Linked DNA regions of Mus musculus: region 1 is linked to region 2. Evidence: chromatin loops called from intact Hi-C (ENCODE). Cell type or tissue: left cerebral cortex. All regions are shown on one strand. Links, peaks and the distances in the headings refer to the core of each region. The heading gives the core; the rest is flanking DNA. Region 1 holds the start of Nudt11 (nudix (nucleoside diphosphate linked moiety X)-type motif 11). Region 2 holds the start of Gm26618 (a long non-coding RNA gene).

Region 1 (15,351 bases), core at 4,804-12,803, 47 kb before region 2:
ACAGGCTCCATATCTCCAGTGCTGTGAATCAAATCCAGGGACAGCCCCATTGATTCTTGGGTGCCTCCCTTATCTCAGGTCTCTGTGTCTTCCTGGAGATGCCCAGCAACCACCAGTCAGTTCCAGTTTTCCATTCATACTCATGGCCATCTGGCCAGCCCCCTGCCCCTCTCCACACCCTCCCCAGAACCAGCCCCCTCCACTTCCCTCCCTCCATCTGCCTTCCAGAATCATTCAATTTCCCCCTTCCCAGTGAAACTCAAGCATCCTTCCTTGAAGGGAATTTTCTTAATTAGTGATTGATGTGGAAGGGCCCACCTCATTCTGGAGGGTACCATTCTTTTGTAAGTTATCTTGTGTTCTATAAGGAAGCAGGCTGAGCAAACTATGAGGTAGCAAGCCAGGAAATAGTGTTCTCCAGTGGCCTCTGCATCGGTTCATGCCTCCAACTTCCTGCCTTGATTTCCCACACTATCTTCCCTCAGTGACAGAGAAAGAGAGGTGGGGAAGGTATCAATAACACTTGGGATGTTTGAAAATGCTATAATAACTTTATTTTATAGTTCATTAAAATGCAAGCTATATATTAATTCAAAAATACAAAATGAAATAAAATATCATGTAAATGTATGTGTAAGATATATGTGTGTAAGTATACACATACTCATATGAATATAAAGTTTTTAGAAAGTTAATTCAATTAGAGTGAAAATGCCCCTATAGAGAACAATAGACTATCTATCAGAAACCGAGCTTCAGGCAAAGCAAACTTCCCTTCTAGTTACTGATTAGGGGGTTGAAAAAAGCCCCAAGGCACTAAAGGTTGTTGTCATTGTCTTTATTTGTCTCACAGGACTTGAAAGTAAAACAGTTGCTGAAGCTTTCCCAGATTTCAGATGCCGAACTGTGTCTGACCAGGAAGCCTCCTCTTGGAGGACTAGTTGTCACAGAACAGGAATGAGCTATTCAGTCTTCTGGGGACAAAAATCAATCAATACTCCTATCTGGCTGTAACATTTACAGATCAGAGCAATAGCCAACATGGCAAGATATCCCAAAAGATGCAATAGTGGACTTAGCTTCTTGATGTAATCAATAGCTCTCAAGTTGGCCTTACAGACAAGGTGCAAAGGAGGGAATTAATGTCTGTTTGGTCCCCAGTACCTTTGGCTGGTGGTCATGGAACCTAGAGTAGAACCTATTACTGCCAGTTTGCTAAACCTGTATCTTTTCTAAACGCATTAGAAATGCTGATCCCTAAAACTCAGTAGTAAAAAGTGCCACTCCTCCCCCTCATCAAAGAAGCTTCATTTTCACCTGAGGGAGACCATTCAGAAATTCACAACTCTTCAAAAAGCAGAGAACAAATGACTGTGATAGACACAGCCATAATTAAGCCATCTAGAATGCAACTCTCAAATGAAGACTCAGGGCACACTGCAGAGGAAAGTCGGGAAAGACCATAAGAGCCGGAGGACTACTCTGTCTTCTGGGAGGCACAGCCTACTGCATATGACAGGGGAGCTGGTCCAATGTAGCCTTAACAATATGATTACCTGAAAAGGGGCCAGCACAATGACCCTGTCACTTGTCCAGCCAACATGGCTGTAGGCAGTCTCACAAATGCTACCCCTAAATGAAGAGCTACAGGGAAGAACTTCAGCAGTATAACCATTGCTGAGAGATGAAGACTAAGTCTTCTGTCCACCTGAGGACACCTGGTAGGTCATGTAACTCCTGGTGGTCTACTCTAAAGACATACACCTCTAAGCAATACCAAACAGATTCACCAATCTGCATTTGTATAAAATAGGTATGGAGAGATGGATGGATGTATACATGTGAGCATGTATGTATATACAGCAGATAATAATCATAATAGAAGAAGAGCAGGAAGAGGAAGACAGGCATTTGAGAGGGGGCTGAAAGGATGAGTGGGGTCAGCACAGCAGGAAATGATGCGCATGATGCCCATACAGAACTCACATACAAACTTCTGAAATAGGTTACATTAACAGCTACAACAGTGTGGAGTAGTATGGAGTCAAGCCTATGACTACCAAAATCATAGGATTCTCTACTGCCGGCATGCTGATTCACATTCAGAGAGACCCACTGCTTCTCCTCCTACTCTGAGTTCCTTGCTTTTCTGTGTTTTCTCTTTCTTTATCCTCTTGGAATGGCCAAGGTATTTGTGTACATTTACGAATCAGGCTTTCCCTTCTCTTTGTTTCTTCTACTACAAACTGGTTATGGACTAGGACCTTGGCATCTTCTCTATCAAGCACTCTACATGAAACATGGTAGGCTTTCCCAGCAGGTCTGGAAAATCAACATACTTCATACTGAAACATAATATCCAACATGCTCATGTACAAATCATAGGTGACATCATCTGCCATGCAAACTCAATAGGAAGTCAATAGGAGTTGGAGGACTGAGAAGTCTGGGGCAGAGGTCCATGGGCACAGGCAGTCAGTGGGAGTTGGAGGACTGAGAAGTCTGGGGCAGAGGTCCATGGGCACAGGCATCTGGTATACCTGCAGCCTTTAGTACACTATAAGCAGAAGTCCAATTTTCCATGCTGTAGTCAACATATGTACTCATATATTTCTTTTCTAGTATATCAACCTCATGTTTTTATGAATATAGCAGCTTAAAGGAAAAATGTACATTGTCTGAGTCAAAATGAACAAATATGTCTCATAGCCCATTGTTTCAACTGGTTTGGAAATCAAAAGATTATATCCATGGCATGCAAGCACAGACGAGCTTGTTTCCAATATCAGTATGGAATTCTGTGGAGCCAGGATGGTACCTTAGTCAATAAAGTGCTTGGCATGCAACTATAAGGATACGAGTTCAATCCCTGTAAGTTTTGTTGAAAAAAAAAAAAGCCATGTCTACAGGAACACAGTTGTGGTCTCAATGCATGCCAGGGAGAAGGAGATTTGGGAACATCCATGTTTACATACAAGTTCCAGACCAATAAGACACCCAGTTTCAAAAAGTAAGGTAAGATAAATAAAATAAAATAAAATAAAATAAAATAAAATAAAATAAAATAAAATAAAATGTGTATAACATCCGAGGGTAAGCAAGAGGTTATCTTCTGTTCTCCATACAAAATGATATACACATGACCCCTCCCCCAACCCAACCATGTTGTATTAGTCTGAGAAAGAAGAACGGATTGTACAGATTTGATGAAAAGTCTATGCAATGGATTGTCAGAGTCCTCACCTTAGTCCCAGCCCTGGGACTTCAAGCTCTGCGGTTAGAAGGATGTGCTCCTAGCAATCTCCATAGCTTTCATTTAATAATCTAGGAACATGGAATGGAGACCACAGGGATCCTACAAAGTTGTCAGTGAAATGTGAAAAACATCTGGCCCATGGTCAGACCACAAATAAAGAACTGTGCAGCTTCTCATGCCACAATTAGAAGGAAAACGGGCTGGGGAGCTGGCTCCGTGCTAAAGGCCACCAAGTCTGATCCCCTGAGTTTGATCCCTTGGATCCATCCAATAGTTACTATCTGATTCCCACACGTAAGCTAGGACATATGTTCCCATCCTGGAAATAATAATAAAAAAAAACAGTTAAACAAATTAATATGAGGAACTGAAAGGAAGGTGGTTTCCTATAAAATTAGGAACCCATAAAGAATAGAATGGCTCTTGAAGTCCTAAAATCAGTGTGTCCTTCAGGGATGGTGGCTGACCACTAAAACCTTTGGTGGAAGTACAGGATGGTTTATGACCTCTCTCCCTAGTAGTTATGGTATTTTGGAAAAGTGAGAATAAGACCCGTGACCATGCCTTTTCCAGTGTTTAAAATAACCCAAAAGATAGAGAGGAGGCCATTTAAGTGCTGTTTCTCCATCCACTCTGAAATTCCCAGAAGACAATGCTGGATCAAGCTGCCTTTGGAATGTAGGACAGAGCGCTCCAGAGCAGGTTACTGTTGTTGCTGCTACACGAAACTTTCTGAGGAATTAAGAGAGATACATTTCCCCATATGTTTTTTTTAAAAAGACCTTCAGATTTTCTTAGATAATTTCTTTATCTACATTTCAAATGCTATCCCGAAAGTTCACTCTACCCTCCCCCCACCCCCTGCCCTGCTCCCCTACCCACCGACACCCACTGTCCTGGCATTCCCCTGTACTTTTGCATATAAAGTTTGCAATAGAAAGGAGTCTCTCCTCCCAGTGATGGCTGACTAGGCCATCTTCTGCTACATATGCAGCTAGAGACATGAGCTCTGGGGGTACTGGTTAGTTCATATTGTTGTTCCACCTATAGGGATGCAGACACCTTCAGCTCCTTGGGTGCTTTCTCTAGCTTCTGTGTTCCATCTTATAGATGACTGTGAGCATCCATTTCTGTATTTGTCAGGCACTGGCATAGCCTCACAAGAAACAGGTCCCCATATGTTTTAACCTCTGACATTATCTATCTTAACATCTTGGTTATCAAATGAACTTTCAATCTTGTGAAACAGCTCCTGGCAATCACAAGCCTGGTGGCTTCTGAGGGTGCTGGAGGGTTCATTGTACCCAGGCCTTGGCAGCAGGGTGACTGATAAATAGGGAATATGCTGATGGCACTTGTGTGAGTTTTGGGGAAGAGAAGATACCCTGATCTTATGTGGGACACAGACACCAACCTTGAAACAAGGACCTGTGCCCCTCAAATGCAGGTAGGACACTTTAATGAGTACAGCAAACGAAAATGCATTTTTGAGATGAAAAATACGTTAGTCTGGAATCTTGCTACACTCAAGGCTGTACCTGATAAGCAGAAACCAGAGTCATAACTCAATGAACCAAATACAGTCCTAGAACTCGATGATATTAACTGAACAGTATATAAGCTAAGACCAAGAGTCATGCTCAACTGTGCACATCCGCAGAGATGCCACCTTCAGCTCTCCTGTTGCTGGAGAGTCTCCCCCAGGCTCCTGACCCTCAAATCAAAGAGTGCTCTTAGAGACTGGACCTGACCTTCAGCTAAGATACATCATGCAGCTGAGGAGCCTTGGGAAAAAAGGCTTAGGACCAAACTTAGAATGTATACTATGAGTCTTGCATTGTGACTTTCAGCATAATAAAACATACCTTTTGGTAAACTATCTATGCTGATATAGCTTCTTGCTCAAGATGTATAGAGCAAGTATTTCATCTCTTTAACTGTTCGGGGGATTGTCCTCTTTCTGTAAGACAGTGGGAATCAGTGTAGACTTTGGTAGCCTTTGAACGATGGTGTTTGTGATAATGTTTAATTCAAGGGGATTCTGAGAAGCTAAGGACTGGAATTCCTGAGTGAGCTGAGGAGCCAAGCAGCCAGAACAAGGGAAGGCACAGAGACAGGAGCTGGGGGGAAGCTCAAGGAGACTTCCTGAGCTGGGCAGTCCATTCTATGAACCCTAGAATTTGATCTCATGTGCCTATGTAACAACTACTAGATACTGAAAAGCTGCATAGCTGTGAATCTTAATGTTATCCTTGCCCATATGCAATGGATGCTCTCTGCTTCAAAGGGATTTTTAAAAGATTGTACAGAAGAAGATAAATGCAATGCCTATTGCAGCATGGATGATGAGTACTGTGTCTAAAGATTAGTCTCAGGTTCATGATGTTTGTTGGTAAAATGTGGCTTTTCGCTCAGTTTGTTTAATACTAGAAATTGTTTCCAGTCTACAAAATATCACATCATTCATAAAGGCACAGAAGAGTCTCTGAATATAGACTGTAATACAATGGGAATCCACATAAGGAATGCTGGGGTCTTAAGTCTTCCAGTCATTGCATCCCTGGGGGAGCATTTGCTGAATTACCTACTGGCGATCCACTATAAATCCACTGCCATCCCTGAGGGAAAGTGAGAGTAGAATATGGATGTTTGGTGAAAGGCAAACAATCCTATCTTCCCTAGTGACAAATAACACACACACACACACACACACACACACACACACACACACACACACACGAGCAGGAAGAGAACTTCACCAGGGTTAAACAACCTTAATTTAGGCAATTTACAGACTCAAGAAGAAAGATCACAATGATCCTTTGGGATCCATGGAACTTTGTTGCCAATGTTTCTTTCCGTGGATGTCTTTCCTTCCAGTCCTTGGTAGACACTAGGTTTCAGGGACCTTGTTGGCTCAGAGGTAGAAAGAAGCCATTGCTCTTCTGTTCAGGAATTTTCCCCCTGTGCCCATATCTTCGAGGCTTTCCCCTACTTTATCCTCTATAAGTAACAGTGTCTCTGGTTTTATGTGGAGTTCCTTGATCCATGTAGACTTGACCTTAGTACAAGGAGATAAGAATGGATTAATTCACATTCTTCTACATGATAACCACCAGTTGTGCCAGCACCATTTGTTGAAAACGCTGTCTTTTTTCCACTGGATGGTTTTAGCACTCTTGTCAAAGATCAAGTGACCATAGGTGTGTGGGTTCATTTCTGGGTCTTCAATTCTATTCCACTGGTCTACTTGTCTGTACCTATACCAGTACCATGCAGTTTTTATCACAATTGAAGAGCCTAATCCTTGAAATACTTGAGGCCCTAGGGAGAGGGGAGGTTTTGTGGAGTTGGGAGGACATCCTCTTGGAGATGGGGGAGGAGGAATGGGATTAGGAACTGTCAGAAGGTTGACTGGGAGGGGCATAACACCTAGACTGTAAAAAGAGATTAAAGAATAATAATGAGAGAGAGAGAGAGAGAGAGAGAGAGAGAGAGAGAGAGAGAGAGAATGAGAATGAATGAATATAGATGTTTAGCCCCGATTGGCCTTGAACTCATGATTTTCCTGCCTCTGCCTCCTTTGGTAAATCCTGGTGGTTGGCACACTATATCCTTCTGGTAGAAGAATGGAAATTGATCTATATATACACCACCTTGTACAAAGATCAAGTCCAAGTAGATCAAAGACCTCAACATGAAACCAGATATACTGAACCAGACAAAAGAGTAATTAGGGGATAAGCTTGAATGCATTGGCACAGTAGAAAATTTTCTAAACAGAGCACCAATGGCTCAGGCTCTAAGATCAATGATTGATAAATGGGACCTCATGAAACTGAAAAACTTCTGTAAGGTAAAGGACACTGTCAATAGGTCGAAATTGCAACCTACAGATTGGGAAAAGATCTTTACTAACCTTATATCTAGTGGGGGGGGGGCTAATATCCAAAATAAGTAAAGAACTCAAGAATTTAGACTTCATAAGACCAAATAACCTAATTGAAAAATGGGAAAATGGGGTACAGAGGAAAACAGAATTCTTTTTCTTATTAAATTTGGCAATAATACATATATATATATGATATTTTCTTTATTTATATTTCAAATGTTATCCTCTTTCATCGTTTCCCCTAAAAACCCCCCTATCCCATCCCCAATCCCCTGCTCACCAACCTACCCTCTCCTGCTTCCCTGTCCTGGCATTTCCCTACACTGGGGCATCAAGCCTTCTCAGGACCAAGTGCCTCTCCTCCCATTGATGCCTGACTAGTCCATTCTCTGCTACATATGCATCTGCAGCCATGGGCCCCTCCATGTGTATTCTTTGTTGGTGGTTTAGTCCGTGGTAGCTCCGGGGGTACTGGCTGGTTCATATTGTTTTTCTTCCTATGGGGCTACACATCCCTTCAGCTCCTTCAGTCCTTTCTCTAACTCCTCCAATGAGGACCCTGTGCTCAGTCAAATGGATGGCTGTGAGCATCCACTTCTGTATTTGTTAGGCACTGGCAGAGCCTCTCAGGAGACAGCTATATCAGGCTCCTGTCAGCAAGCACTTCTTGGCATCCACACTAGTGTCTGAGTTTGGTAACTATATGTGGGATGGATTCCCTAGGTGGGGCAATCTCTGGATGGCCTTTCCTTCAGTCAAAACAAAGAGTTCTTAACAAGCAAATTCAGACGGCCAAGAAGCGCTTAAAGAAATGTTCAACATCCTTAGTAATGAGGGAAATGCAAATCAAAACGATCTGAGATTCTACCTCACACCAGTCAGAATTGCTAAGAGTATGTGGAGAAAAAGGAACACTCCTCCATTGCCAGTGGATTGCAAACTGGTACTACCAACCACTCTGAAATCAATCTGTTCTTGACTAAGAAAATTGGAAATAATTCTACCTGAAGACCCAGCTATACCACTCCTGGGCATATACCCAAAGATGCTCTATCATACCACAAAGAAGCCTGCTCTACTATCTTCATAGCAGCCTTATTCATAATAGTCAGATGCTGGAAACAATCCAGATGCCGCTCAACCAAAGAATGGATATAGACATTGTGGTTCATTTACACAATGGAATACTATTCACCTATTAAAAAGGAGGATATCATGAAATTTGCAAGCAAATGAATGGAACTGGAAAATATCATCCTGAATGAGGTAACCCAAATCTAAAAGGACATGCATGGTATTCAGTCACTGGTAAGTGGATATCAGCCAAAATGTACAGAATACCCATGATTCAGCCCACTGTCTGTATGAAGTTTAACAGTAAGGAAGGTCCAAGTGAGGGTGCTTCAATCCCATTTAGAAGGGGGAACAAATTAACCACAGGTGGCAGAGGGAAGGAGGTAGCTGGGAGGGAGGGAGAGGGGAAAGGGGGTCAGGATCAGGTGAGTGGTGGGGGTTGGTGGGGGGGGGAAAGAGAGAAGCCCAGAGGGCCAGGAGAAGTACTGGAAATATCAGCTGCTGGGGTGGGAGGTGGCGGGACTCTCTAGAAAGTCCCAGAGACCTGGGATGTAAAATGGTCCCATGACGACTCAACGGGGTGATCTTAGTTGAAATGCCCAACAGTGGGGCAATGGAACCTGAAGAGTCCACTTCCAGTATGTCCTCAGGACCCGGTGGAGGAATGGGGTCACCAGCCCACCTTCAAATTTTTTGACCCAAAATTGTTCCTGACTAAAACAAATGCATGGACAAAAATGGAGCAGAGACTGGAGGAAAGGATGTTCAGTGACCAGCCCAACTTGTGTTTCATCCCATGGGCGGTCACCAAATTCCTCCACTATTACTGATGCTATGTTTGGCACTATAATGCTTGCACACAGGAGCCTAGCATGGCTCTCCTCTAAGAGGCTCTAGCAGGAGCTGACTGAGACAGATGCAGATACTTATACCCAACCATTGGACCAAGTTGTTGACCCCTATGGACGAGTTAGAGAAAGGATTGAAGGAGCTGAAAGGGATGGCAACCCCATAGGAAGAACAACAGTGTCAACTAACCTGGACCCCTGGGAGCTCCCAGAGCCTAAGTCACCAACGAAAGAGCACACACAGCCTGGTCCACGGCCCCAGCACATATCTAGGAGAGGACTACCTTGTCTTAGCTCAGTGGGAGAGGATGAGCCTGATCCTGTAGAGACTTGATGCCCCAGGGAAGGAGGGTGGGGGGCGGGGGGAGGTGTGGTGCGTGGGTGAGTATTTTCTCAGAGGCAAAGGGGTGGGGGAAGGGGGTGAAGAATTCTTTGGAGGGGGCACTAGGAAGGGGGGCAACATTTGGAATGTAAAAAAACAATTTAAAAAACTACAAAAGAGACTATACTGCACAGGAGTACATGAAAATGGAAATTATCTTTCCATGACATCAGTAATCCTTACCAAAGTGAACTCTTTCCCCCACGAAGACAGCTGTGAATATCATCAAGCTAAACCACAGCAGACTGCATCTCTGCAAAAACAGCCAAAATTACTGTACCCAGGGCAAGGTGGTTTCAAGTTAGCGCAGGCTTGCCAAAGAGGTGCTGGGGGAGACTTTTGGGCCCTCAGAGTTTTACAAGGAGAGAAAGCTCAGAGAAAAGAACTTGCTGTGGTGAAAATTTTGTGTTTACTTTAGACCCTGGCATCCTGCTTCCCAGCAAGAGGTCATGTGGGCAAAGTACAAGGACCTTTGCAATCCCCAGATGCAAAGCGCTGGGCCAGGGCAATGGCTCACTGCTTAAAGTGTTTGAGGCTCAAGCATCAGCTCTGAGTCTGATGCCCACCACTGGCTTAAAAGCCAGGCTGCAATCCCAGCGCTAGAGAGACTAGAAAACACACTACGAATTCCTGGTGCTTTCTGGTCTAGTACAGACACATCTTAGAAAACCTGTCTCTGAAGTCATACTGGTGGGAGAGTAATGGAAGCAGTGGAGGGAGATACCTTTGCCCACCTTGGACCTACACCTATTCAGAGGTCAATGTCCACACACACATGTACACAAATAGGTGCACACACACTTGCAAGAATCACCTGTTCAGAGGTACACACACACACATACACACCGACACACACACCGACACACACACCGACACACACACACACACACACACACACACACACACACACACACACACGTTTATTTTCAAGAATCACCCAAATCCTAAATCCCTAGCTGCTCATTTGTGTGGAGGCCAGAAAGGGGCACAGGGTGTGAGGATGGAGGCTCTTGACATGGGATCCAAGACTTCAGTGGGTGCTGCCCCAGAAACAGCTTGCAATGAGGTTGAAAGGAGGGTCTTAACAAGAAGTCCGGGGTTCACTGACTGGAAACTGTGCAAACCGAGAAGAGGGGTTATGTGCAAGTGTTTAAGGCAAGGGCTGAACCAACATGGTGGACAAGCTGCAGAAGGGAACCTGTTGAAGAAGGCGAGCTGCATGTGACTCAGCAAAGATTCTTCTGGCAAGACTCTCATTGGTCATTCTGGGGACACCAGGCCTTCTGCCTATAAATAAGGCAGTGCAGTTCATGATGGGAGCTGAGTGTGAGGCCCGGGCCTCGACCCCTCTGCTTAGGCGACTCTCAGGGAGGACCTGGCCCCCTCTGCCTCCAGGTCTGGCTGAGACCCACACGTGGTGAGGACCCTGTGCAGCCAAGTCACAGTTGTGTGCACCTCCCCAGAGCACTGGCAGCAAGCAGCTTCCCAGTGCCAGCGGTGCGGGGCGCCTGCGCAGTGGGCCGGCGGCGTCGCGCTTTGCGGGAGTCGGGAGACCCCCGCCTCCGCGCCTCCGCCCCTCGCCCTCCGCCGCGCGCGCGCACGCGGGCCCGGCCACGCGCGCGCACGCGCCTCACCTCGCTCAACCCCTGGCGCAGCAGCGGCGGCGGCGGCGGCGGCGGCGGCAGAGCGGGCGAGCGCGCGCGAGATCGCGGCGATCCGGAGGGCGGGGACCGCGCACGGTCCACTCCGGGGCTGTGCGGAGGCGCGGGCTCTGGGCTCCCGGCTCCGGGCGGCGGAAGCGGCGCCTCCAATCAGGCGGCGGGCTCGCGACCCTCGGCGCGCCCGGCCGGTGCCGCCCGCCCCGCGGACTGACTGACGCGCCGGCTCGCCCCCGCCCCCGCGCCCGCCCGCCCGCCCGCCCCCGCCTCGTCTCCGCTGGCTCGGCACAGACTGCGCTCCGCTCCACTCCGCTCTCCTCTCCTCTCCTCCAGCCTCGCCGGGCCCTCTCCCTGCCAGCCTTTGCTCCTCGGCTGCGCGGCGGCAGCGGCCCGCTCGCTAGGCAGCTGCAAGCGACCTCAGAGGCGGCGGCGGCGGCGGCGGCGGCGTCGGGGAGGATGAAGTGCAAGCCGAACCAGACGCGGACCTACGACCCCGAGGGCTTCAAGAAGCGCGCCGCGTGCCTGTGCTTCCGCAGCGAGCGCGAGGACGAGGTGCTGCTGGTGAGCAGCAGCCGCTACCCCGACCGCTGGATCGTGCCGGGAGGGGGCATGGAGCCCGAGGAGGAGCCGGACGGCGCGGCGGTGCGCGAGGTGTACGAGGAGGCGGGAGTCAAGGGGAAGTTGGGCCGCTTGCTGGGCGTCTTCGAGCAGAACCAGGACCGCAAGCACCGGACCTACGTGTTCGTGCTCACCGTCACCGAGCTGCTGGAGGATTGGGAAGACTCGGTCAGCATCGGCAGGAAGCGCGAGTGGTTCAAGATCGAAGATGCCATCAAGGTCCTGCAGTGCCACAAGCCCGTGCACGCCGAGTACCTGGAGAAACTGAAGCTGGGCGGCTCCCCTACTAATGGGAACTCGGCCGCCCCGTCCCCGCCAGAGAGCGAGCCCTAGTATGTACCGCTCCCGCCCGGACTCCTGCCTGTCGCCTCCCCGCACTTGCCTCCTGCTTGCCTGGGGAGCACCTCTCCTGCCCTGTGCGCCCTCCTGCACGGGCAGGAGGGAGGCTTCTTTTGTTTCCTTGGCAGGCAGACCTCTGAATCACGCTTGCAAACTGTCTCGGTTGCCAGGCGCTGTTTGCAGACAATTTGCACGTTTTTCAGATGCTTTTCCAATCGCTTCTTGGTGACACTGTAAAAATCTTGCGGTCAGCCACAGCTGCATGGGATTTTGTGAAAGGTGCCTTAGCTGCTTGCTCTGCTCTTCTTGGAGGGTGTGCGTGTTTGTGTGTGTGTGTGTGTGTGTGTGTGTGTGTGTGTGTTCACCTGTGCATTGATGTGTACTCGTGCGCCAGTCTGCTCTGTAATGTTTTTGTTTGGATGGGTTTTCCCCCCGTTAAACAGCCTTTACATGTGTTTGTGCATAGTGTGCGTGCGCAACTTTGTTGTAGGGCTTTTTCTGGTTTGTTTCCTAGTGAAGGGACCTTTAGTTTTATCCACTGGTGAAGGGCCAGCGCACTGTGTCAGGCGGACTTCTTTTTTTGGTTCCTGGTTTCTTTCTCTCTCTCTCTCTCTCTCTCTCTCTCTCTCTCTCTCTCTCTCTTTCTCTCTCGTTTTCCTCTTGCTTCTTGGCAGTGGCCCATTCTTGGTAGACTTTGACTCAGATGATTTGTTTGAAAATAAATGAAGAAAAAGAACAACTGGTGCTTTACACAGTTTCCTTTTTGTAGACAGTACTTTTAGCATCCAAAATGCCATCAAACAGTCCCAGAGAAGGAACTTCGTGGTTTTTTTTTTTTTCATATGACCAAAAACCATTTTAATTTTCAAGAAAAAAATTACAGCTGAGGATTTTTTTTATTGCTGACTTAAAACGCCCTATATAATTTACAAACTGTTCCCCTGGTAGAATCGATATTTCTAGAGAATTGCTAATTAGTTACTTATTTTGAGGATAATTGTGGTTATTCCGTTGTTTTAGCCTGCGCATCCAGCAGCTTCCAATGACCAGCACATTTCTGGATACTCATTAAAAATGATAGTTTTTCTCCCTGTATGTCCATTTTGAAAGAAAGTAATTTATACTTGAATTTACTGATGTCCCAGGTTAAATTCCCTGTCAGTTACCACGGGAGTGGGAATCTTTAATGTGACCGCATATTTGTAGCCATTCAAATCATGAATGGGTTTATATTCTTGCTGCTCAGCTGTTCTCCAACTGTGAAGACATGGGAACCACTTATCTCATAGACCCAGAGTAAACATTTCATTCCTTACCACAAATCTTTTGGTTGTTCTACTGGTCTTGTTCTTACCTTGATACTTGTTTCAAATAAGGAGTCACTTGTAAGTCATTCCACATTCTCTTCTAAAGCTCTGATCACCTTCCCCTGCCATGTCTATTTGGGTATCTAGAAAGCCTTTTTAAAGACTGTTTTAAGACTGGAAAGATCACTCCATATTTGAGCGTTTTCAAGAAACATCACAGATGAGAATGATGAATGTGCTTGGGGAATTAACCGTGTAAAAGAACTAACCTCACTTGAGTTGGAGCTATTTACTTTTTATTCTTATTTTGCAAACAGAAAACAATTCATAGAATGTATTTTGATCATAATCTTTGCCCTGCCCCCAGTACTCCTCATCCTTACCCACACTCAGATTTGTGTTCCTTCTTGCTTAAAAACAAAACCAAGGAAACAAACAAAACCCACAAAAAGACAGCAAATCACAGCAAGATAAAAGCACACAAAATAACATGGAGTCTGTTTTGTGCTCGTCACCTGTTCCCTGAACACGAGACATACCCAGGAGTTGAGTTGGTAGACATAGTGTAACTCCTTTAGAGACACAGGATTTTCTCTGTCCCAGAAAGTACCTATTGCAAAGAGCTTCATGGTTAGGGCTAGGACTTTCTACTCCCTTCCCCTTCTCCATGCTGAGATTTTTTTCGTGGCTCAGATTTGTGCAGGCCTTGTACTAACTGTCTCAGGCTCTATGAGCGCATGTGCACATCAACCCTGCTGTGTCCAGAGGATGCTGTTTCCTAGGATCATATACCACTTCTTACTCTACAATCTTTCCATTGAATTCGCTTCCCCATAGATCCCTGAGCCTCGAGGAAGGGTGTTTAATAAAGAGAGCCCCAGTTCATTGCTCTCACAATTATTTTTAAAACATAACTACTGCTAAAACTTTGAGCATCATCTTTATAAAAAGATGGTTTTCATTTAGTTCATGTACATATCAATGTGTGAATCAATTGGTATTTCAGGAATGCATGAAGTACATCAATATCCAGCTCCAGAAACTCACACTCTATTTCTAACTCCTTATCACAATACTGGGATTCTTCTTCTGTCTTTTAATACCAGAGATAATTTTGGTTTTGAACTGTATGTATCCCGGTTCTTACTGCCTTATTGTGCAACTTAATATTCAGAGTATTCAAATGTTTTTCTCCATTGGGCTGGAGTTATTTAAAAATTCATACTGCTTTAAGCTTCTAAAAGTGGGGTCCTTGGATTTTTCTAAAGAAATGCGGTTTACCTTTAAGAAAAAATTTCTTGCACATTTAAAACATAAAGCCTAATTTCCAAAATATATCTTGATCTCTCATCAAAGGAAAAATTATATGACTAATTTGAAGCACTTATTTTTAATTCTAATCAAAATGTCATTTGCTAGTTAAAAAGTTTCTAATAGATTCTGTGATTTCATCTCAATTAACCTTAAGTTCTCCATTGATCTAGCATATAAAATGGATTTGGGTTTCTGGATATTTCTTTTTATAAAAGCCTTAGAAATGCATTGAAAGCTTTCCTTGTACTTGGTATTAGTCAGCAATGCATCAGCCTTTAAAATTAAATTTTATTTGTATGTGTGTGTATGCATGTGCACATACATGCATAAATAGCCCTCATGCATATATATACATGTGTGTATATGTGTTTGGGTGGGTGTGAGAATGCCCTTGTATAGCTGTGGAGGTCAGAGAACTATGTGAGGGAGTGGTGGTGTCTTCCACCAGGTGGGTCCCAGGAATAGAACTCATGTAGTCAGTGATTGGCAGCAAGTACCTTACCCACTGGGCCATCTTGCAGGTCCTCTTCTTGCATTTTTAAATTATATATTTTGCATAATCAAAATGTATTCATAATTCATTATTAAGAATTGTTTGCCTAAAAATATACTGTGGCTTTCCCCCCTTTAAAAATTACTTGGTTTCTTTAGGCTTGAGTTTCG
Region 2 (15,351 bases), core at 2,547-10,546:
ACAAAATAATAAAATCTCACAAGATTCTTGGACAGAAATCACTGTATCATTCTTGAAAGAGATTAAAGCAAACCGCCATTAATCCAAGGTGCAGCATGGCTAACTGTGGGTTAGAACAGAGCTTCTTCAAACTTTTTCTGTTCACGATTCCCGCTAATAATAAATCATAAATTTATTTTTAAATAGTTCTCTAATTACATAAAATCATGTCATTTACTAACGATGATTGTAAACTTTCATACTAACAGGATGGATGGCCCTCTTTATTTTTGCATAAAGAATCAAATCTTCACTGAATATTTGATATTTCAGAACATAGAACATCTTCAAATATTTTCAGAGTTTATCAATACTTTCTAATTGTCAATGACTAGAATACTGCTTTATATAAAAATGAAGCATAAATTTGTAATAATTGAAAATGTTTGGAGTAGGTTTAGGGCTATTTGAGAAATTATTAGAAATTCTGTTGCAATTCTAAGCAAATTCCAAGTACATTTTATGAATTTCAAGTCAGAAACTCAAAAGATAATTTTAAAAGTCAGACATCGTAACTAAATCATACAAGTATATTTTATAAAGTTCTAAGTACATCTTATGAAATTCAAGCCGAACTCAAAAGGTAATTTTAAAAATCAAACATTCTAAACTAAATAAGCCAAGTTCATTTTATGAAATTCCAAGTTCATTTTATGAAACTCAAAGGTAATTTAAAAAATCAAACATTCTAACTAAATAATCTAAAGAGAAGCTAATATTAGATACACTGAGACATAATTATAAAATATTAAACGTTTAACCTTTTAAATAATTAAACCATAATGGTTCTGTAAGAGCAAAAAAAAAAAAAACTTTTTGTCATTATAGTACTGTAATCCATAAGGAGCACCAGTCTGAGCTGATGTGTTCCAGGTACCAGTAAGACCACTATGTGATGCAAAAGTACATGCCTGCTGTGTTTTGAACCAAGTCCAAAATGCAGTTTGAGGCAGGTGAACTCTGTCCCAAACACCTATCACACTCATTATGCACTTGATATTGAATTTTTTGTTAATGTGGAGTACTTTATGCTGCCAAAATTTTCCAGACCCCCCACAATTCAGTTAAACAACTCAATATGGAGCTGCCCATCATCCACAGTTTAATTAGCTGATAATAAGTAAAATGATATTATAGAATTTAAAGCAAAATTCTCACCAGAATTATATACAAAGCACAAAGGAATGACACACAATGAAAATGGCAAGGGATTATTTGTCAGTGGAAATTGGGAAACTGATTATAAAATGTAAATTTTTAACAGAAATTCAATATCAGGCAAAGTCATTCAGAATAAGAAATTTGGGAAACTTTTACTGTTATTTGTGTATACAAATAGTTTATTTTTATAGGAATAAATTCACATAAAAACATTGAGCAACAAAGAATAAAGAATTCACAAACAAGGCACACCTAAGGGATCAACCCACAGCAAAACCAGCAGAGCAATGCCTAGGATGGAACGGCAGGCAAAAACGAATGTAATCAGGGCTGGACTAATTGGTCATGAAGCCATAGACATAAATGTGGTATCTAACAAGAGTCATACAAAAAAAATCAATTCCACAATATGAAGCTTATATCTGAAACATTATATAGGACACAAAATCATTAATAATTAAGGAAACCATTGACTAAGCACACACCATAAACAACAAGTCAAGAAGAATGCAATTAAACATTAGCACAATAATTTCAATAGGTAATTCACAAGATATGATGTTCAGTGGACTTATAAATAAAATTCTGCTCCGAACTTTTGCTACAAATTGGAAAACAAAAAATCTGCCATCCTCAAGAGTGAAAGAGGCTATAAAGGACTTTTGAGGATGTAAGCTGGTGCCTCAACTTGAAAAACTGTTTGGCAGTATGTATTTAAGTAGAACTTATGCATTTTCTATAACCCAGTGATTCAATGTGTGTTTGTTCTTTTATGTAACAGCCACAAATGGAATGACTTAATACAGTGGCCACTTATTAGTTCACAGTACTGAAGGTTCAAAGATCTATACTGGCCATGATGGGTTGTCTATGCAGTGACAGGGTGGAATCAGTCACCCAAGTGTCACTTCTATGAGAAGGAACTCATTTCTAAATTTAATGAGTTTGGGGACAGAATTTGTTCTAGTCATATATCCTAGAGACCTCATGCAGTTCCTTCCCACAACACCTCCCCTCCATATTCCTTCCTATAGATACAGTCTTTCATGATGAGCACAGTTCAATTTAAAATCTCACCTTCTTAGTCCTGGTCTACTCAGAATAACCTCCTTAAATGAATGACCACTGATGGAACCTAGATATATTTGTGGAAAATCTCCTTTCTCACACATAAAATTTCTCATCATATTATATATCACAGACTCTTCTTATTTGACAAGAGAGGGTGGCACAAGATCCTTAGGGGCCATCTTGGAATTCTCCCTATCAATCTGTCTTCAGGATCCCAGAATCCAGGTTGCTCCACATATAAAAGCTGTCTACACCATCCAACATTCTCTTACACTATCACTTCTATTCCAAAACTCATCCAAATTGCACCACACATATCTGAGTCCTGCTTATCATCTATCCAGTACAACTTCTGGAATATAGAGCTTCATGAATTGTGCATGAGTGATACTAAAATGAAAGGTTACCTTTCCTAATATTATAGCACACAACGATGACATATTATCTATAAGAATTGTGGTTTAATATGAGAATGAATGGGAGGGCAGGAAAGAGCTCAAAGATACAAAGCTAATGTCAACTTTCTGCCCAAGACAATTGAGGGATTTTCCAAGATGATTTAGGCTTTCTCTATTATCTCCATAAAAGCCTCCAGCCTTTTCTCCACCCTAGTTCTAAAGCTTTGCCCACCTTTTTAAGTGCCTGCACTGGCTAGGTTAAGATTTCACTTGATTAGTTTTGCCCCCACTCAAATTATATCCTTCCTGTAAAGGCAACTGGTTTGTGACTTTATTTACATTTGCAAAATCTCCCTTTTTCACCATAAGCCTAACATAATCACAAGAGAGACCTCTTAGCCTATACAAAGATTGTGCTCAATAGGAGATGACAACAAAGACAAGGGTCACACAGGACAGTTGTAGAATTCTGCTCACCACACAAAGTCTATATACGACAGACATGTATAGTCTTCACAGTGGCATTGTTGGAAATAGTCACAAGTGGCAATTAAATATTCATCAAAAATTTAATGCACAAACTGTGGTATAAAATATCTTTACATGTAACAAAATGGACAGATCTCAAAACATTAGTAGTGAGCAAATTAAACCACACATAAAAATTTGTCTATAGTACAAAACCAGCCAAAACAAATTTATACTAGCATAGGTCATAATAGATGTTCACTTTTATGAGTAATAACTAATAAAGAAATAACATGGTTTCCTGAGTTGTCAAAAGTATTTTAAATCATTGCTTAGGTGGTTATTACATGCATATATTCAGTTTTGTAAAATGTCATTAACTTGAGCCTTATAATTATACATTCCCCTATTTTATTTTTTTCATTCCCCTATTTTAATGTTATCCTTAAATGAACGCAAAAAGGTACCAGAAAAATAAACTATGAAAGACAAGAAGAATTGACAAAAATATACTTAAGACTTGGAACCTAATACTAGGCACATCTAAAATCAAAGATGCTTTGAAAAGCAAACATTTCATGAATCATTTCTACATAAACCTTGACCTCAATTGACATGAATCTATAAAAATGATATTTATGTTTCATTGCAGAATTACTGTTTTGTTAGATTCAGAAGTATCATTTCTGACTTTGTTGTGGATCTTACATAATTAACACAGAATAAAGTATTTGAAACATTTGCTCCTGAGAATTTCAGACACAAAATTGTGTATTATGGTGGTAGAAGACAGACCAAGAATACGAGAACTACTAATTCAGAAAATTTAACAATCTGGTTAAACCATTAAATATTAATCATATGCTCCCCTTCAAATTATAGCTACAATGAATAAATTAATTTATTTCCTAATATTATACTATGTTCACATGACTAGAAAAAGACTAGGATATGGCAGAGTTATACCTACTGTTGAATTTCACTCAGTTTTACAAAACAGAAAACCCATGTTAATAAATCAGATTAATCCATGGAGATCTCTCTCTCTCTCTCTCTCTCTCTCTCTCTCTCTCTCTCTCTGTGTGTGTGTGTGTGTGTGTGTGTGTGTGCACAAGTGTGTGTACGAACTGAAAAGATTGTTTGTTTAGACTAATTATTATATAAATTTGGAAATTTAAATTTCCACTTCTAATTTCCAAATCATTATTTTACTCATGGATGATTCTCCTAAAAGATGTGGATGATTGTATTCAATTCTCCTTCAATTATCACCAGTAGTTTAGATTTCTAATCTTAGTGAAACAGTAACACCATTTTCTGATAAAGATGTGGCTACCTAAAAACATGCAGTGGGAGACAAGTAGAGAGTGCATAATTTAGAGCTCAACAGATGGGCTTAGAAGACTCTTAATTCTAACTCTTATTTAACATCTGACTTTCAACAAGTAACAGTCTTTTCAGCCCTGTTTCCGCCCCCCCCCCCTTGGGAAAAGTAGTGCAGTTCATTTCTTTGCATTGTTTTCTCCAAATTTAGCAAGACATAATTTCCACATTACTAAGTCAATTAACGTGCAAATATGACAAGATTAGAGTAAAGCTCAACTTCCAAATACTGATTAACATCAGCAAATGAAAGGTGTTAACTGCATATATTGAAACATGTATTTAATTGTTTAAAGAGTACCCTGAGTTGTGGAAAGCAATGGTACCCTGCGCTAAGTCACTCCCAATTATATTGAACAATAACTTCCAAGCTGTACCTTGCCCTGGGGCATTTTACTTTATAACACAATAGTTTCCTCAACTTTGAGTTCAAATGTCAAAGCAGGATGACTCTTTTTCTCCTTTATGCAAGTAAACAATATTTACAAATTATAAGGTACAGTCTGATAAATAACTTATTTGCACACAAGTAAGCTACAACCACCTGTGAACTTATTAAATCAAATCATGGAAACATGGACAGACAGGTATCGCAAAACCATATGAACAACACCAGGCTACAGGCCTTATCAAACACACATGACCGACAAATAATGTAAGTCATCCACCTTGTCTATAGAAGAAGGAAAAACCCCAAGGCAAGATTATGGCACATACACTGACCTATCACTTGGTCACTGGTCGTGGGTTCCAGCCAGGAAAACTGCCATAGCAAAGGACCAAGCCTCTAGCTGAAGCTCAATTTCTCCTGAAATTGACATACAACCCATTTCTAACTGGCATTCAAACAGGCCTGCCACTGGAATCTGACAATTCCGTGCCTACAACAATACACTATCATGTCATTTGTTCCGAAAATTTTGTACCTAGCACCTAAAGACACTTTTCCATACCTTTTATTAATAAAGCTCACTGTGTATACCTTCAATATTGCCTCCTTTGGACTCTGTAAGCCCTTTAACCTTTTCTTAACCATCCTGTTAACACATATACACACATTTATATATGTAGATATACATATACATGCACAATTTCATTGTGTGAATTGTATCATGTGATCTGAGAATATGCCCACAACTATAGATTGAAATCATAAGTACTTAGTAAACCAAACCCAATGAAGTTGACATAGTTGTAAATTTAATTGTTATCCATCAAACTTTGACTTTATGGAAAGGAAAGATTTCACTCTATGTTTCTGACATAACCTGCCCATGATATTATTATTTGTACATATTTTCTGTGTGAAACTTTTGCAGATTATTTCTACTGAAATCGCAATACTTTTCTTTTTCAAAATTACTTACATGATTTTAAAAACTAAAGAGGAACAAGTGTTTAAATAAAAATCATTTGCTTCTAAATTTACAACCTTCTCACAATCTCTGCAACTCCTTTAAACTCCTCACACCCTGCTTCTCAGCTCTTTATTGTGCATTTTTAAACCACAGACTTATACTGACTGTACCATACTGCAAAAATGGCCACTTCTGATTTCAGCTCCTTCGAGTAAAGAAGTTGAAAATCTACGCACGCGCACGCAAGCACACAAGCGCTGCCTTCTTAGGAGACGACGGACAAACGTGACAAACGGCTTTTTTAAAACAAAAACAAACAAACAAACAAAAAAACGCATCAAAGAACTGAGTTTGCAAGGGTAAACCACTTCAAAAGACAAAACACTGACCATACAAATACTGAATGTGCGGAATCGCAAGACAAAAGTGGATGAGCGGGAGAGTGAGGCCACTTGTCTGTGGACTTTACCTTCAGGAAAATGTCTTGTGGTCCAGGCAGCGCAGAGCAGTAAAGGGAATCAGACCAAGTGCACCTGCTGCGGAAGCTAGCTTGTGAGCAGTGATGCTCCCCTCGCCAAGTGGAGCAAGGAGGGCGGAGGCTGCGAAGTGCAGGCGCAGGCGCTGCCCCTTTCTGCAGAATCCGCAGCTATAATCCTGCACTGGGGAGGCTGCAGGGGCACAGCCCCCAACTCTGCGCCGAGCCTCAGTCGCAGCGCCACTCTACAACCCTGGACACGGAGCTTTCCGCAGGAGCTTGGCTTAGGAGCCTTTAGGGCCTAGGCCCGGCGCTGCCCGAGCGCCTCCCAGCGCTTGCGCTGCGTGCACGGGCTAGGTCATTGGTAAAGGCAGGCGGCGCAAGGAGCTGTGCATCCGCGCCCCTGATCTTTTTTTTTTTTTTTTTTCCCCCTCTGCAAAGGGGCTTTGCCTCAGCAGCTTCCAAAAGACTCCAGATCTCACCATGGACCCCAGGCTGCTGTGCTCTTGTGGGGCCAGATTCAAGGTAGCTGGGGGTAGGGGGCGGGGAGAAAGCTGCGATTCTCCCTTGGCTGTGCCGTTTGGTTTTGGTTGTGGTTGTGGCTGTGTTCTTTATTCTGCCTCACTCTGTCCCCACCCCCACCCGCAACCCCTCTGGCCATAAAAGCCAAAGTTAAGAGTCTTGACCCTGTTGAGAGGACAAAGAATGGGAAGCTCAAGTCTTAACAACTTACTAGCTTACTTCTTTGCTTCTTGGAAGTGCAAAGACCAGTCACTTGTTGCAAAAGAGGCCAAGGTGTTTTTCTTACTGTTAAAGTGACAGTGGCTAGTGCAACGACGTGTATCTGCAGTGTATCTGAAGCCACCACCACCACCCCCCTTTTCCTAAATTTCCGTCCTGATAAGCTTTTGTGTTGGTATCAAAAACCTGTGCCTTTAGTTCTGAATAATTGTATATGTATATGATTATATATAAATGAATATGGAAAAGGAGAAAAATACTATTCTATTTCAATATAGCAGAGAATAAATACGAAAATATATTTGAAATATTTAATACAAAAGGAACTGGATTTATTTCATGTATTCTGAAATACTTTCACTAAGGTTTGGTAATCTTAAAACATTTCATTTGGATTTACTTTTAGTTTTCTTATATGCTAAAATTTAGGAAATGTTCTGGATGCTGGGTGAAGAAAAGCTAACTTAAGTAGAATCTTTTCCTCAAGTGTTTCCCCTCAGTTAAGGTGAAGAATTTAAATTTAATTAGTCTAGTGCAAATGCAAAGTAGATGCACCTCCCACACCTCCAAAAGCCTTCAGGCTAAGACAGAGCAGGTATAGACTGCAAAACAAATCAAAGAAAAAACAAAGCAGAAGAAAGACCCTAGAGAACTGATTCCTTGTTAGTGTGGGGACTTCTTTGTAACCAAGAATTTCAGTTTTGAGGTTTACATTCTTAATTCTGTCATTTCGACATTTAATGATAACAAGTTGGTTTTTCTTCTTCCAAACATATTTTAGAATGTATTAATTATATAAAATGTGACTTTTATTGTGAGATTTATGTGTAATATAACATATTTTAATGATATTCATTCCCTGTAATCCTCTCATATTTTCTGCCTTCCCACATTGGCTGACTTCTTTCCAAATAAACCCCGTTCTACTGTCACGCCTTTTCTTTTTAATATAGGTTCTGTAATTGGGAGAAACTATTTCTGAGTGTGGCTTATACCACTGAATATGATTATCTAAAATTCCATCCATTTTCCTGCAAAGATATGAATTCATTTTCTGTATGGCTAAATAGTAATGCACTATAAGTCATATTTTGTCCATTCATTCATCGGTGACCACATAGACTGGTTCCATAACTTGACCCATATGAATAATTGTATAGAAAACATGGATAGGCAGATGTTTCTATTGTAAGATAGCTGGTTCACATAGTTTTATGCATATACATATTAATAACTATATTTTATTTGTATAGAGTTCATCTGTCCATTTTCCCATTGTGTCATTCATTTCTTTAGGGATATTTGTTAATTTGTTTTTATAGTTTTTAATATATTCCAGATATTAATCCATTCTCCGTTGAACAGCTGACAAAAATTTTCTCCCATTCTATAAAATACCTTTTCATTCTGTTATTTCCTTATCTGTGAAAAGGTATTTTTAAACAAGTGTACTTATTTATTTTTACACAAGGCATTAAATATTGAGTATTTTTTATATTCACATTTGTTTAATTTTAATTAGAATCTAATTACATCACTTCTTCCATTCTTTTACTCTCTGCAAGGTCTTCCATGTTCCCCTCCCTCCAACATCTCCTATGCTCCCCGCCCTCTCAAATTCATTTCCTCTTTTTCTTGTTTTACATACATGCATACTTACATAAATACACACATACATACAACCTGCTAATTCTATGTGGTGTTGCTTCTGATATCATTTTAGTACTTTGTGCTGGATAACCAATTAGGGAGCTCACCCCTGTGAGAAACTAATTCTCATTCTCTTAGCAATCATTATTTGCGTGTAGATTTTGTCTAGGAGTAGGACCCCTTGAAATTTCACCCTTCCTTGTCAGCATGTGTATTGGTATTGTCATCATTCAGGCAGCCATCTGTTCAGCTAGCAAGGTATAGCTTTGCTTTCATTTCTACACAACTCAGTCTCACAGAAGGGTTTTGGTTTTTGGTTTTTGGTTTTTGGTTTTTGGTCTCTGGCTCTTAGAATATTTTCATTTCCCTTTCTGCTATGTTACTATGTGGGCCTTAGGTACAAATGTTGTGTTGTGTTGTAGATGTATCTGGGGGAGGGGCAGGCTTCCTCTGCTCTCCCAAACTGGTCTCTACAGTATGAATAGTTGTGGTTTTCTGTAATGGTTTTCTTTTTGCTGCAAAAAGAAGTTTTGATGTGAAGGTGAGAATTACACTATTGGTTGGTATAAAGATAAGTTTCTGAATGAAGTTAGGAATTATGTTTGTCTAGTAAAATAGTGGGAGTAGTTTGATTTTGTGTGTGTGTGTGTGTGTGTTAAATATGATCCATGACTTCACAGCTTTGAGTAGTTGGCTAGGTTTATAGTACTAGGCATGATTTTCCTCCTGTGAAATGTATCTTAACACTAATCATACCAATATTGCACCTTTAGAGATGTCTTGCTCTGTTGGTCATTGTTGTGGTTCATGGACATCACAAATGGATGGGGCTACTGACTGCTTCCTTTTCTTGGCATCTTGCATAGTATCTTCTAGTACTATGATAGTTATGCCACAAAAAGAGAGCTTTCAAGTTAGATCCAACTCTATTCGTCTGAGTTTTAGGTCCAAAGTTTGAGCTCTTTGGCAGTAGAGACTCACCTTCAACCTTTGGGAAGCAACCAAGGGCAAAAACAATAACCTATAAAAGTTTGGGGAGTCTCTTGAACTACTTTGATCAACAACTCCAATGGACATTTCTCATTCCAGGAATGTGTGGAAGCTTTTTAATTTGATGTATAAATGAAATGTCTTAATTAATTAATTAATTAATTAAATGGTGTATTTATTAATTAATTAATTTTTGGTATTTTCCTGAGCCATTAGAAAACTGGTCATAAAGTCTTTGCCAATTCCAATCTTTTGAAGGATTTCCAATGTTTTCCAACATTAGTTTCAAAGTTATTGGCCTTACATTAAGAGTTTTCATGTATATTAAGTTGACTTTTGTTTAGGCTGAAGGTCAGGGACTTAGTTTCTTCTAAATGTGCATATCAAGTTTTTCAAGCAATATGAATTAAATAGACTATCCTTTGGCACATTGGAAAATCTTCCACCTTCTAGCATCATATTCAATTTCTTTGTACTTTGTTTTAAACTCTTCTTTATATAGGTCTCTCACATCCTGGATTAGATTTATTCATGGAGATTTTTAAATAGATATTTTATTTTCAATAGTTTAAACAAAAGTTCAGTAATAACATAATAAACATTACTTCAGTCAGCTAACTATTTTAAGACCAAAGAATAAGACCCTTGAATTATAGACTTACATTTTGCTTTGAGTATTGCAATCTCCATCCATATCAACTTTGGAATTTTAAGTCTGATACTGCTCTGTTTCTTGCAAGGATAAACTTATCAGTGATCAAATCTGAATAAAAACAAACACACACTTCTGACAACTGAAAAATTCTTCCAATATGCCAGTTTTTAAATAAATCCTGTGCACTCATTTCTAAGTTTTATTAATTTAAATGCCTACTACCTTTCAGAAGTTAAAGAGAACTGACACTGTTCTTTGGTCAAGTATTTACTGGATAAAATCATGTTGATTTATATTTTTTTTACAATCATCAGGTTTAGAATTGAATGATCTACACAGGATTCTTTTTTAGGACCAAAGGCAGAAAAAGAACTTTCAATGACTCCAGCTTGTTTGTCTCTGCTGAGGAAGTAAGTTTGATTCTTTTCAAGTTTTCTAGTAAACTTCCTTCCTTCTTTTATTCTTTTAAGTTTGACCATCTACTGGTTGAAGACACGGTGACCATGGTTGATAATATTAGCATGAACACCATGGCTAACAAGGCTAATGCTAGTAAGGAACCTGGGTCGTTGCTGTTGATGTTGTTTTTACAGCAGGGACTTGTGCAACCCAGGCGTAATTAAATCTGCTATATTGTCTATACTGACCTTCAGCTCTTGATCTTCTACCTCCTAGGTAGTAAGATTACAAGCATGTATTCTACCAGGTTAAGTTGAATTTTTAAATGAAAATTGTAATGGTATTTCTTTGTAAATGTTCTTAAGTGGCAGGGAGCCTGCCTGTCACAGAGCAAGGCTCTAAATTGAATTCCTAGTACCACAAAGAAAATCAAAATAGCCTTGTTATAAGAGATGGGTACTTCTGAAAGACCTTTTTAAGGTACCTTACAACCTAGAAGGAATGGTTTCTCTTTTAATCCCCCCCCATGGAGTGTATATAGAATTTAAAAGCATTTAATCCCCACACATCAAATATGGACTACAAAAATTATCTGTTTTTTTCCTTTGGAAGACAGTCCTTTTTATTTTTTTTAAAGTATGAGTTAGCTAAAAGTCACTGTTATATGTTTGAAGAACTTTTCATTATATCTGATATTAATAATTTGGTCTTTCTATTCTTTCAGAAGTAAAAGTACTAAGAAAAAATTTATACAGGATATAGTCCTATTCCTCCATATATGTTGATTTGCAAAATATTCATCCTAGGCCATAAATATAGGGGAGCCACAAACTGTAGGTTTGCATAGTGGGTGGGGAATCACAGGCAAGCTGCCCAAGTCTGAAGTCTCACTTATGTCAAATAGGAAGTTCTAGAGTCCACAGTTAAAGGTTTCAGGATGCTGAGATGAGAAACTGAACATGATGCCTGTCCTTAATATTTGCTACCCAACTATTTCTCTTGATCTTGCTCTCTGACTCCATACTTTTCAGGCTGTCAGTGGATTTGTAATACACTTCCAAAAGGAAGGGAAATTTGTCTAGTGTTTGTCTGAAATCTCGACTCTAATTCATCTTCTTAAACAAAGAAAAAAAAAACAAAACAAAACTCCAAGCCACCCACAGATTCAGGTGCTGAAACTCTTCCTTGTCAGTGGTTCCAAGATTCAGGCCATCATATAATCAAGAGGCACGGGCCCGGTGGGGACACTTGTCTTTCTCATTCCCAATGCTGTACTTCACTGACAGTCATTCAAGAGATCTCAATACACAGCTCTCTGGACTACTTTTAGTGTTTGACAGTGAGTTTGGGGGTGGGGGGCATGACACATTTGTCTATAGCCAGTCCCATAGCTTAAGGAATCTAAGCAAATTCTGAGGCCTGCACAGCTAGACAGCCTATTCACAGCTATTTTTGAAGATATTGTGATTCTGTTGTTGTTGTTTAGTTATTCACTTTACATCCCACTCACTGCTGCCGTCCCACTTTCCTCCTCCCTCAACCCTCCCCCATCTTCTCTCCCTTTCTTCTCTAAGAATCCCTTTCTCGGCAAGTTCATTATTGGTATGTAGAGGAGCTACCAAATATTCTGTGTTCAGTTTGTACCTTGCTACTTTGCTGAAAGTCTTTATCAGAGTCAATTCAGTTTAGGCGTGTTTTTCAAAGGCTTTTAAATATAGGAAACAGTCTTTGTTTCATTGTTCCTTTGTATTCTTTTTATTTCTATTTCTTCATATCCCTGGGACATACTGATAATTTCACCTGCTGCTTACATGGATAACGTTGTAAAGAGTGAGCTGGGCAGTAGTGGCACTCACCTGACACAGAGGCAGATTGATCTCTTTGAGTTCTAGGCCAACCTGGTTTACAGAGCAAATTCCAGGACACCCAAGATCATACAGAGAAACTCTGTCAAAAAAACAAACAAACAAACAAACAAAAACAAAAACAAACAAACAAAAACAACAACAACAACAAAAAGAACCAACCCACAATTAGAAAGACTGGATAACTAATCTTATTTCCTACTTTAGAGGAATTACATTCAGATTTCCCCTGGTTTAGGTTTTTCATATATAGCCTTAAATTTTGCCCCATTTAATCATAACAAAATTTTATGTCAGGGAAGAATTACTACTAAACTTATCTTCCAGATGAGGACATCGAAGTACAAACGGGTCAGGCATTTGCCATGGATACACTGAAGGTTAGTTATGAAGTTTATGGGAACCAGGCCGTCTGACCCTGTGAAACAACTTGGTACATGCTGTGTGGAGAGGCTCAGAAAGGTTTTTATCCAGGACCCTAAGCTATGAAGCTGATAGTACAGACTCAAATCAAAGAATGTGTGGATTGACAATTGCCTTGATTTAAGAGTATAAGAGTCTCTGTAACTAGTCGGCCATCACTGGAAAGAGAGGCCCATTGGACACACAAACTTTATATGCCCCAGTACAGGGGAACGACAGGGCCAAAAAAATGAGAATGGGTGGGTAGGGAAGTGGGGGGGAGGGTATGGGGAACTTTTGGGATAGCATTGGAAATGTCATTGAGGAAAATACGTAATAAAAAAAATGGAGAATTAAAAAAAAAGAAAGAAAAAGAGTATAAGAGCCAGAAAGAATGGAGGACACCAAGAAAGCAAAGTCCTCTAAATCAATATGAGCAAAGCTCATGTGGAGACAACATACACAGGACCTCTGGGGTCTGGAACAGGTCCTCTGTGTGTATGTTGTGGCTTCCAGTTTAGTGTTTTTATGAGATTCCTGAGTTTATGAATTAGTGGGTCTCTGATTCTTGTGCCTTCTCTTGGGCTGCTTTCCTTTTGTTGGTATGTCCTATCCAACTTTGATGTAATAGTTTTGGGTTTTTTCTTACTATATTTTGTTTTGCTATATTTTGTAATTAAAAAAAGAAAATCACTTTAATTTTAACTTGTCGTTCCTTTCCCCCCACTTGTACTCACACTCTCTGGTTACACCTCACTGACACTGTACATTGAGCAGATATTTATTAAACACCTACCACACAATGAACTAGAGAAAAAGTCAGAAATAAAGCTCTTGCACTCTAAATCCACACAATAGAGTGGTAGACACAAACACACCCAGGAAAAATTGTATTAGAGTGTGGTGAATGTTGCTCCTCCAGCTATCTGTTAATGCATAAATAGAAGATATATAGGAAAGGATTGGGGAGGTAGTTCAGACAAAAAAGAAATTTTGAACAGTGGCTCAGAGCTTCCAAGTAAGAGTATATGATAGAAAAGAAAATAAATACCAATATACAGCGTTTCAAATTGAAAAATCAATGAGAGAAATGATGTAAGAGATATACAGTGTCGTGTGGCATGCCAGCGGGGCTTTCGCCCACCTTTCAAACCTTCTATTACTTGTCTTTTGTACCCTGACAAAAGCCATGTAAAGGAATGTTCTTTGTGCTCATCGACCCAGGATAGGTCATTACTGGGACATGATGGCAGCAAGAGTTTCAGGCAGCTGGTTTCATTGTATCAGCAGTCAGGAAGCCGAGGCAGATGACTGCCAGTGATCAGCTCCCTTTCTCTTGATTTTTCAGTCTGAGACCCTAGCCCATGGATTGGTATCCCCACAGTATGCAGGTCTTCCCACCTTGGTTAACCTCATCAAAAAAAAAAAATCCATCATAGGCATGGCCAGAGGCAAAACTAATTTTGATAATGTGTCACAGGTATTCATAGAGACTTGTGATTGTAGATTCTTTCAAGTTGATGACTATTATTAACAATCATACTCAACTCTGCCAACTTGACACTCAAACCATTACTTTAAAGCCATAAACTTCCACCCTTGTCCCTATAGACTCATGGCCATCTCATGCTACAAAATACATTCAGTTCAACTTCCAAAATCTCCATAGTTTTTAATACCTCTAACATTTATTAAGTCTAAAGCCTGGGGCTGGTGAGATGGTTTAGTGGTGAAAGACACCTGTTTCCAAGCCTGAAAAGCTGAATTTGAACCCCAGGACCCACAGAACAGAAGGAGAGAAGTGACTCCCATGAGCTGTTTTTGACCTTAACTCACATACTTTAGCATGTGGACATACACATGCACAACAAATGTCATAAAATTTATAAAAGAAAAAAGTTCAAGTCTCACCAATTCTCAACTGAGATTCAAGGTGAGCTCTTTGACTCTTACAAGATCAAAAAACAAGTTACATGTTCCTGTCATACACTAGAACAGAATAAACATTTCTATCCCCAAAGGGAGGGATTGGGGGCATAATAAGGAATAGAGCAAATGCTAGATTTTTCAGATCCATGTCTGGTGGCTCAGGATCATAATAGAATTGTCTGTATTACAAAAGGTTTGTGTGAACCCACTACCCCTCTTCCACACCTGTGGCACACATAGCCTCTTGAGTTGACTTCACTTTATGCCTGCAGCTTTACTAAATGGATGTCCCATTGCCCTGACACCTCCAATATCCTAGGGTCTTCTTTACAACATAGCCTTCACCTTCCCAGCTGCACGGTGGCCT

Evidence for each region. Hi-C counts contacts between places; a loop is a spot of excess contacts. Peaks named below come from ENCODE experiments on the same cell type or tissue, not always from the same donor. Only the 100,000 strongest peaks of a DNase experiment are listed, where the experiment ranks them.
Region 1: it touches region 2 in a loop (5-fold over the local background); 2 of 42 quality-filtered maps call a loop at or near these places.

The regions. Positions count from the first base shown.
Region 1 is chrX:6,036,345-6,051,695 of GRCm38, forward strand. It overlaps Nudt11 (nudix (nucleoside diphosphate linked moiety X)-type motif 11), which reads left to right and starts at 11,163. Exons shown (of 2, transcript NM_021431.2): 1 at 11,163-12,060. The coding sequence starts at 11,567. All of the region lies in intron 1 of Gm26618 (a long non-coding RNA gene), which reads right to left. In left cerebral cortex, for the core only: no CTCF peak of the experiment used is centred there; DNase peaks (open chromatin) are centred at 7,880, 11,519, 12,065 and 12,516; H3K4me3 peaks cover 929 bases.
Region 2 is chrX:6,085,658-6,101,008 of GRCm38, forward strand. It overlaps Gm26618 (a long non-coding RNA gene), which reads right to left and starts at 6,899. Exons shown (of 4, transcript XR_001782831.2): 1 at 6,348-6,899. In left cerebral cortex, for the core only: a CTCF peak has its summit at 6,706; DNase peaks (open chromatin) are centred at 6,149, 6,542 and 7,169; H3K4me3 peaks cover 1,297 bases; H3K27ac peaks cover 719 bases.